Linked DNA regions of Homo sapiens: region 2 is linked to region 1. A link is a loop called in an ENCODE intact Hi-C map of the cell type or tissue named here. Cell type or tissue: PC-9. All regions are shown on one strand. Links, peaks and the distances in the headings refer to the core of each region. The heading gives the core; the rest is flanking DNA.

Region 1 (4,395 bases), core at 224-4,223:
AAACCAAAACCTTCAAAATATTTGGAGGAGGTAGAGGATGAAGTGTGTGCTAAGGAAAAGAAGAGTCATCTCTGGCCAGCCCATCCTGTTTCCAAGGGAAACCTTGTTCTCAAGACAGGCACCTAACAGAACTGCCTTTTCAATGTATCTGTTTACTCACGTATTGTTTATTCACTCCTAATCCCTCTGAGGACAGGGACCTCGTCTGTCTTGTTCATTATATTTACGATATTGCCTGGTGCATAGTAGGTCAAGGAATACGTGTCAAGTTGAATGAAGGAATTGCTTCTCTCTGGACCTCAGTTTTCTTATCTGGAAATTGATCGGGCTGAACTTAGTTTTGATTCATTGGTTGGTTCATTGATTCATTAAAAAATTTTGATTAAGCCCTTCTATGCCAGGCCCTTGCTAGATGTTAGGTATATGGTGTTGAAAAAAACAGACGACAGCTTTGATCCCACCATGGAGCCAGACAGTCACTACTTTCACACAATTAACTTTAATGATACACTGTGATAAGTGCTCCAAAGGAGAAAATACAGAGTTCTATGAGGGCATTTATTTAACAGGGGAGACCTCTAAATCTAGAAATCAAAACACCTTGTTAGAACTGCCAGTCCTCAAGCAAACCTATTTTTTTGATAAGCAAATGAATGTCCCCATGATGAAGAGCTCCAGACCAGTTGAAGTGGCTCAAATCCCATGAAGCCAGTGATTTGCTGGACCCCACCAAAGATTCCTATCCCGTGGGGCTGTGGTCCCTCCAGTTCCGCCATCAATAGGTTGGAACTCACCTTGTTCAGGTACCTTCAACCGTTCTCTATTTCCAGACTCCTCACACTAGAATCAAGGTCTTCTGTAATCTGACTCCCACTTTTCTGGTGAGCCTTATCTGTCCCACACTCTGCACTCCAACAATGCTGGGCTGACCCCAGCATTGCCACTCACTACCACGGGGCCTGGGCCAGGACCTCGGTTTTGTCACCGGTGACATAATGGGATCGGACTAACATGATGTTCAGGTTTTATAAATGGTATGTGATTCTGGGATTACTCCCTTAAAGCACTGCACACTTTTCGCCTTCATGCTTTTACCCAAGCTGTGCTGTCTGCCTGGAAGACCACAGTTGCCACCTGTGATCTCTGTGAAATGAGACTGATATTCTAGATTTCTCTCCTTCACAATGGAGCTCAAATACCATCTTCTCCAAGAAGTTCTTTCTCCATGTTTTCAGAACAATATGTTTGACACTTTATTAGGATACTTATTACCTTCTACCATGCACAGCTGTGTACAGACACTATAACCTAGTGTTTGACTGTGGACTCGGCAGTAAAATAAACCAGGGTTCAGATCCCAGCTTTGCCACTTATTAGCTGTGCAAACTTGGCAAGTCATTTAACTCTCTGAGCTTCCATTACCTTATCTGTGAAATGGGAATTATAAAGCCTTCACTGTGTTGTACAAACTAAATGTGAAAATAAACAGGAAGTATTTCATGGTACTTGGCAAGCAGCAAGGGCTAAACCCACGGTCACTCTCTCTTACTACATTCTAAGTCCCTTTGTGATAGGAACTAGAGCTTATCCATTTCTGTACCCCCCAGAGAGCTTAAAGAAGAAAAGAGAAATGAACTAACCGATGATTCCACATCTACTACAGGCCAGGCATTGTCCTGTACATACATATTCCTTTTAATTCTCACAACTCAGTGAAGTAGGTATTATAATTACTCCCATTTTACAGATGAGGGAATTGAGGCTCAGAGAAGTGAAGTGCCTTACCCAAGGCCATGCAGATGATAATTGGTGGAGCTGAGATCTGAGCAGGGATGTGTGCCTCCAGAGGCCAAACTGGCTCTGAGTAATTCAAATGAACTTGTTCAGCACAGCTTAATATGTCTCCTAGAAACTACTCCCAAAGTTTACGGCATTGTCAGTTTACTTCTATTTCCCACGTGAGAGTGCAGGCTCCTTGAGAGCAGGGTCTGTGTCTTACTCCTTGTTATTTCCCATAGCCCCAAATATCTACAAGTGTGCCTTAGACATAGTCATTTGCTGGATGGATAAACAGATGGGTGGGTGGATGGATAGATGGAAGGATGGATGGATGGTTGGATGGATGGATGGATGGATGGATGGATGGATGGATAGATAGATGGATGGAAGGATGGATGGATGGATGGATGGATGGATGGATGGATGGATGGATAGATGGATGGATGGATGGATGGATAGAGGGAGGGTGGGAGGGATGGATGGATGGATGGATGGATGGATGGATGGATGGATAGATGGATGGAAGGATGGATGGATGGATGTACAGAGGAACCAATGAGTGCATGAATACAAGAGTCCCCAGAGGAAGTGCTTGCCTACCAAGCATTCTACTCGAATAGCTCTCTGCTCCCTTCCCCAGGGACAGCCCAAGGGCCTGGCTGAGAGTGGAAAAGACTGTGAGAGAAAAGTAGGGAAGAAAACACACCCCATGTGACCACCAAGCGTCTCTCAAGGTGTCATTATGGTGGAAGCCACAGTTGTCAGATTCCAGCTGCAGTAGTCACACTGGCCTCTGGCCTCTGGAATGCCACCACGGTGGGGCAGACTTCTTGGTGACCATTAAGTGTGGAGCCAGGGTCTGATTCATGCTGCAATCTTTCCTCCCCCTTTCTCTCCACCAGCGCCCACTGCCCCACCCTGATTCTTGACCACAAGGAGATAGACCACGGGTCAGGTTTTACACAGAGCCATCAAATCCCCAGAGAGGGTTTTGGCCCAGGAAGTAGGTCAAAAGCCACTACCTTATTATGGAAACAGTAGCAAAGGCCCAAGATGCTTAATCACCAGGCTTGACTGATGGTATCACTGTCTCCCCGCATACCCGGGAGGGAGGGAGGGAGGGAGCTGAGGGCGATGTGAATATCCCCAGCCCACACTCACTTGGGCGGGATGAAGGAGATGATGTGTTCAAAGGGCACACATCACCCGTAGCACAGGGCCTGGCCTGTAGTAAGCGCTCAGTAAATGGGAGCTGCAATTATTAGTGTTACCAATTATCATTAAAGGTAATTAACTGCTACTGAAGTGGTGCTTCACTCTGGCTACATCTAGAAAGGATTTTAAGCCCACGGTTTGGAACCCAAGTCCATGTCACACCCCAAAGTAATGAAAAGAAAAGGTAAAAAGGAAAGATTGTGTTTACTTAGTACGAGGTAATCCATAAAGTAGAATCCGGGGCAGCTGTTAAGTCACTGGGTGGTGCCATATTTATTGCCAGTGTTTGGACTGTAGTGCCTAGGTGCCCAGCTGTGAAGTCAGAGGGACTGTCAACTTAGTGCCATCACTTATGCTTCCAGAGCCTCACTTTCCCACTCTGTAAAACTAATATACAAAGTCCTACCTGTGGACTTGTTGAATGATTAAATGTGCACTGATATCCCCTAGCTTGGCCACAAATGAGATCCCTGGAATAATGATATGAATATAAATCCTGCATTTTCAGGACCACAGCAGGTGGGTCTAATACCTCAGACCACAGACCTACTTGGGGAACTGTGGAGTCAATCTATACATGGGCTTAGCACAGTTCTTGGCGTTAGTAACTTCTCAGTAAATATAGTCATTCCTCGGTGTCTGAGGGGGATTCGTTCCTGAACCCCACAGGGATACCAAAATCTGAGGATGCTCAGGTCCTTGATATAAAATGATGTAGTATTTGCATATAACATATGCACATCCTCCCATATACATTTTTTTGAGGGGACAGGGTCTTGCTCTGTTGCCCAGGCTGGAGTGCAGTGGTGTGATCACAGCTCACTGCACCCTTGACCTCCTAGGCAAATGCAATCCTCCTACCTTGGCCTCCTGAGTAGCTGGGACCATAGGCATGTGCCACCATATCCTAATTTTTTTGTACTTTTTGTAGAGACAGCGTTTCACCATGTTGGCCAAGCTGGTTTTGAACTCCTGAGCTCAAGCCATCCGTCCCCACCTTGGCCTCCCAAAGTGTTGGGATTTCAGGCATGAGCCACTGTGCCCAGTCCCCTCCAGTATACTTTATTTTTTATTTTTTTGAAGCAGAGTCTTACTCTGTCTCCCAGAGAGGTGTGATCTCAGCTAACTGCAACCTCCACCTCCTGGGTTCAAGGGATTCTTGTGCTTCAGCCTCCTGAGTAGCTGGGATTACAGGCATGTGCTAACACACCTGGCTAATTTTTTGTATTTTTAGTAGAGATGGGGTTTTGCCATGTTGGCCAGGCTAGTCTTGAACCCTTGACCTCAAGTGATCTGTCTATCTCTGCCTCCCAAAGTACTAGGATTACACGTGTAAGCTACTGTGCCCAGCCCCCTCCTGTATACTTTAAATCATCTCTAGATTACTTATGATACCTTGTA
Region 2 (4,395 bases), core at 128-4,127, 110 kb after region 1:
TTGATCTTTTCAACTTTAATCTGGATTTGCTGAAATCTCACATGCACTACAATTTTATCCACACCCCTCTGCAAGAGGCATGATTGCAGAAGCAAACCTTCCCTGCTCCTCCTCCTGCTTCTGGGGCCCAAGGTTCCTGGGGCAGCTCTGGTGCCCAGGGCTTCTGGGGTTGGGGTGTGGTCTGTGGGACCTATTTGGGATAATCTAATATAATAAGTGCTCCAGCACTGGAGGTCAGAGAGCACAGGAGAGGTGCAACACCCTTCCCCAAGGCCGGCAGGGGAAACACTTGCAGGAAAGCTCTTGTGTATTCCTGAATCTTGGAGGTTCCAGAAGGGACAATGGAATGATGGAGGACGTGGGCTCGTTAGTGAGACCCCTCTGGGCTTGTGTCTGCCATTTACTGGCTGTGTGACACTGGGCAAGTCATTTCAACTCTCTGAGCCTCCACTTCCTCATCTGAAAAGTAGGGCTAAGTGGATGAACCTATGACGGCAGACCTGCAAGACTGCATGGAAACCACTCACCGTGGAGTGGGTGCTCCGGAAACAGAGCTGCCTCCTCTGTTTTATGACTGGATGATGAAGTCACCTCTAGCATAGGAGAAAATGAACGTGGCAGCTCAGTGTTGAAGGAACAGGATGTATGGTCATGCCCTGTATCTCCTGCCCCTCCCCAGTGGCCCCTAATGGCAGCTGGGGTATACGAATGTGCACATTTCTGAGGTGAGAAGCCACTTCTCCACTTGGCTGCCCAGAGCAGGTATGCCAGATCATAAAAGGGGAGGCCAGGAAGCTGCTTTGGAGGCCCATTTCCAGAGCCAGCCATTGTCCTCCTGGTGGGGATTGCTGGCTGTCTTCTCACCTCTCCTCTTTGTTCAGTACCTGCCTGCTACTCCTCCCCACCCAAAGACTAAATCCTTCCAAAGACTCCCTGTGAAGAAGTAGGTGCCCTGCAAATCAAATCTGGGACACTTAACCCTTAGGTCAAGGCCAGTGCAAAGCAGCTGCTTACCTGGGGGAGGTCCTTTATCAGCAAAAGCGAAAGATCCTCTTTGGGTTTTTGACATAAACCCGGCTCGAGTACAGACGTTGTTTCTCTGCTTGCAGCAAGAGACAGAGGCCTAGGGGGAGAAAATACACCCAATGTACTCAGTACCTTTCCTTTCTTTGTCTTCGTCATCATGCCTGGACAAGTGGCAAATCTACGTAAAAAAAATCAAACCGAAACCTGTCCTTCTTAGCAAATGAACAGATGTGAGCTGTAAACGTCACACTGGCTGTGGCTTCCCTGTCATCCCAGCTCAAGTGGTCTATGAGTTTGTGATCCCTGGAAAATGCTGGTCACTCAACAAGGAACAGAACACACAGCTAGCTGCAGGGTGGCTTCCAGGCTCACTTCTGCTAAGGACAGGCTGTGTGGCCCCGCATCAGTTCTGTAACCTCTCTGAAACCCAGTTTTCTCATCTGTAAAACGGATTGGACAGTCAGCTCCACTTGCTGTGGAGTTCTGTCAGGGAGTGGGGGTGGCCCAGCAGAGATCACCGCTAGGAAAGTGTTTTTTTTTTTTGTTTTTTTTTTTTTTTTTCTGAGACAGAGTCTTGCTCTGTCTCCCAGGCTGGAGTGCAGTGGCGAGATCTCCACTCACTGCAAGCTCTGCCTCCCGGGTTCACGCCATTCTCCTGCCTCAGCCTCCGGAGTAGCTGGGACTATAGGTGCCTACCACCACGCCCAGCTAATTTTTTTGTATTTTTAGTAGAGACAGGGTTTCACCATGTTAACCAGGATGGCCTCGATCTCCTGACCTCGTGATCCGCCCGCCTCGGCCTCCCAAAGTGCTGGGATTACAGGCGTGAGCCACTGCGCCCAGCCGGAAAGTGTTTTTTTTTAAGTGTGTAATGCTACACCCGCAAATTATCTTCATTATTGTTGCTACTTTTTTTTTGTTTGTTTTTGGAGACTGAGTCTCACTGTGTTGCCCAGGCTGGAGTGCAGTGATGCCATCTCAGCTCACTGCAACCTCTGCCTCCCGGGCTTAAGCAATCATCCCACCTCAGTCTCCAGAATAGCAGGGACTTCAGGCACACGCCACCACACCTGGCTAATTTTTTGTGTTTTTTGTAGAGATGGGGTTTCACCATGTTGCCTAGGCTGGTCTTGAACTCCTAGACTCAAATGATCTGCCCACCTCGGCCTCCCAAAGTGTTGGGATTACAGGCGTGAGCCACTGCACCTGGTTTTCTACTATTTTTACTGTTTTCAGGACACGTAGTCCTACCCATCCCCATCCTCATTCCTAGGTGCATTGCTCACTGTTCAAACAGCCCTTCTATAAATGCAGCATTTGGGGCACACAAGAAAGTCGTATCATTTAAGATTGTGATCACATTTGCAAGCATTCCCTTGTCTCAACTTTCCTGAACTGACCAGAAATTAAGAATTCTGGCCAACTCACGAAATACATTTGAGAGTGCGCGATGTGTTCAGAACTCTAAAAATAATAGGAAAAAAACCCTGAGATCATTCTTCTGTTACACGTGAATCATAAATATTTTAAATGCCAATTTGCGGTCTCCTGTATTCATTGGAGAACAGAGGCAATACAAATTAAACCTGTGATTGCTGGGGATATTTGCTGAATGAGTGAAACTATTTGCTGGGGCCAGGATGGTTTGATTTGCTGTGATACTCCTTTGTCAAAAAAAATGTTTCTCGAGAAATGCAGATGGCATTTTGATTTTGTGTTTACAAAGGTGGAGGAATTTAGCTTTTCCCAGGGCCCTAATGGCTAGACGGCATGCAGAGAGGGCAAACAAAGAGACCAGATGGGACAGGTTAATTACTGGACACGGAGAGTTGGGGAGAGGAGCCAGGTTGCCGGAGAGAAGGTAATAACACATTACCAAGGAAGAGGACTCGAATATACAAGTGAGGGATGGTGGCAGCAAAGGCAGAGAAAGGCTTTGACAGACCTCAAAGCACAGTGTGGCTAACAGGATTACTGCATTTCTACTCCTCACCAGTTGACTCAACCATTGTTCTCCTGGCCTGAAAAAAAGCCACCTGTAGACAAAACAGCACTTCAGCTTTATTTTTCACCCAGACAGAAAAGCAACTGAAAAAGGGAGCATTTTTGTATACGCTGAGTGTGTGTCGCTGGAAGATTTCCCCATGGGGCCAGGAAAATATTCAGCAGGTTAAAAAAGACTGAAGCAGATTTATTGTATTGCCATGGAAAGAAATCTAAGAAGAAAATGCATGTGTGCTGTGTACAGAATAATGCTAATACTGGTGGAGGGACAGAGGTAGGAGAGAATATGAAAGAAATTGCATCTGGTTTTTGTTTTGTTTTGAGATGGGGTCTCACTCTGCCACCTAGGCTGGAGTGCAGTAGTGTGATCTTGGCTCACTGCAACCTCCACTTTCCAGGTTCAAGCAATTCTCTTGCCTCAGCCTCCCGAGTAGCTGGGATTACAGGTGTGTGCCACCATGCCTGGCTTATTTTTGTATTTTTAGTAGAGGCGAGGTTTCACTATATTGGCCAGGCTGGTCTCAAACTCCTGACCTCAGGTGATCTGTCCACCTTGGCCTCCCAAAGTGCTGGGATTACAGGCGTGAGCCACTGTGCCTGGCCTGCACCTGGTTTTTGATGCAGTGGTTTCCCTTGGGAAGTAGAATTATAAGGGACTTCCACTTTCTAATTAATGGGTTTCTACAGGGCTTGAATATATTTTATGATGAGCGTGTATTATTTTCAGGGTCATATTAAGACAATAATGAACAAAAAACATGCGCCTAAATGTATCTATTGGCAGAAGGACACAATTCTATCTTGGGAAGAGGTCCTTTCTAGATTAACAGCTGCATACTACTGGAAAGTTATTCCTTTGATGTCATAAACATTGATTGGATGCTTACTGCATCCCAGGACCTGTGCTGGGCATTGGAGACAGGAAGCCGGGTGAAGGAGTAGACAGTGATTCGGGGAGAATGGTGCATGAAACACTGACGGCAGCATCCTTCAGCTACAACCGGGAGGCTGCAGAGAGGGGCATCCGCACAGACAGTCGGTGCCTGTGTTTTTCTCCCAAGTAGCCTGGTTCCCACTTGGGACTGACAAAGGGGCAATGGCTAAGCCCCTTTCTGATCACTTTCTTGTATCACACCTTGCCATCTCTCCTGTTAGCATAATAATCTCCTCGCTGGTTTTCCAGAACCCACTCTCCAACCCACACTGCAGTCCATTCACCACACAGCAGCTGGAAGGAACTTTTTAAAAAATATGTCAGATTGGCTGGAAGCTGTGGCTCATGCCTGTAATCCCAGCACTTTGGGAGGCCGAGGTGGATGGATTACGAGGTCAGGAGTTTGAGACAAGCCTGGCCAACATGGTGAA

Evidence for each region. Hi-C counts contacts between places; a loop is a spot of excess contacts. Peaks named below come from ENCODE experiments on the same cell type or tissue, not always from the same donor. Only the 100,000 strongest peaks of a DNase experiment are listed, where the experiment ranks them.
Region 2: it touches region 1 in a loop (5-fold over the local background); 1 of 110 quality-filtered maps calls a loop at or near these places.

Annotation. Positions count from the first base shown.
Region 1 is chr1:24,263,952-24,268,346 of GRCh38, forward strand. No RefSeq gene overlaps it. Among named protein-coding and RNA genes, the nearest start is that of GRHL3, 53 kb to the right of the region's middle. In PC-9, for the core only: no CTCF peak of the experiment used is centred there; DNase peaks (open chromatin) are centred at 2,710 and 3,260; H3K27ac peaks cover 1,794 bases.
Region 2 is chr1:24,372,688-24,377,082 of GRCh38, forward strand. It overlaps STPG1 (sperm tail PG-rich repeat containing 1), which reads right to left. Exons shown (of 9, transcript NM_001199013.2): 6 at 1,015-1,123. Among named protein-coding and RNA genes, the nearest start is that of STPG1, 39 kb to the right of the region's middle. In PC-9, for the core only: no CTCF peak of the experiment used is centred there; a DNase peak (open chromatin) is centred at 2,564; H3K4me3 peaks cover 974 bases; H3K27ac peaks cover 3,114 bases.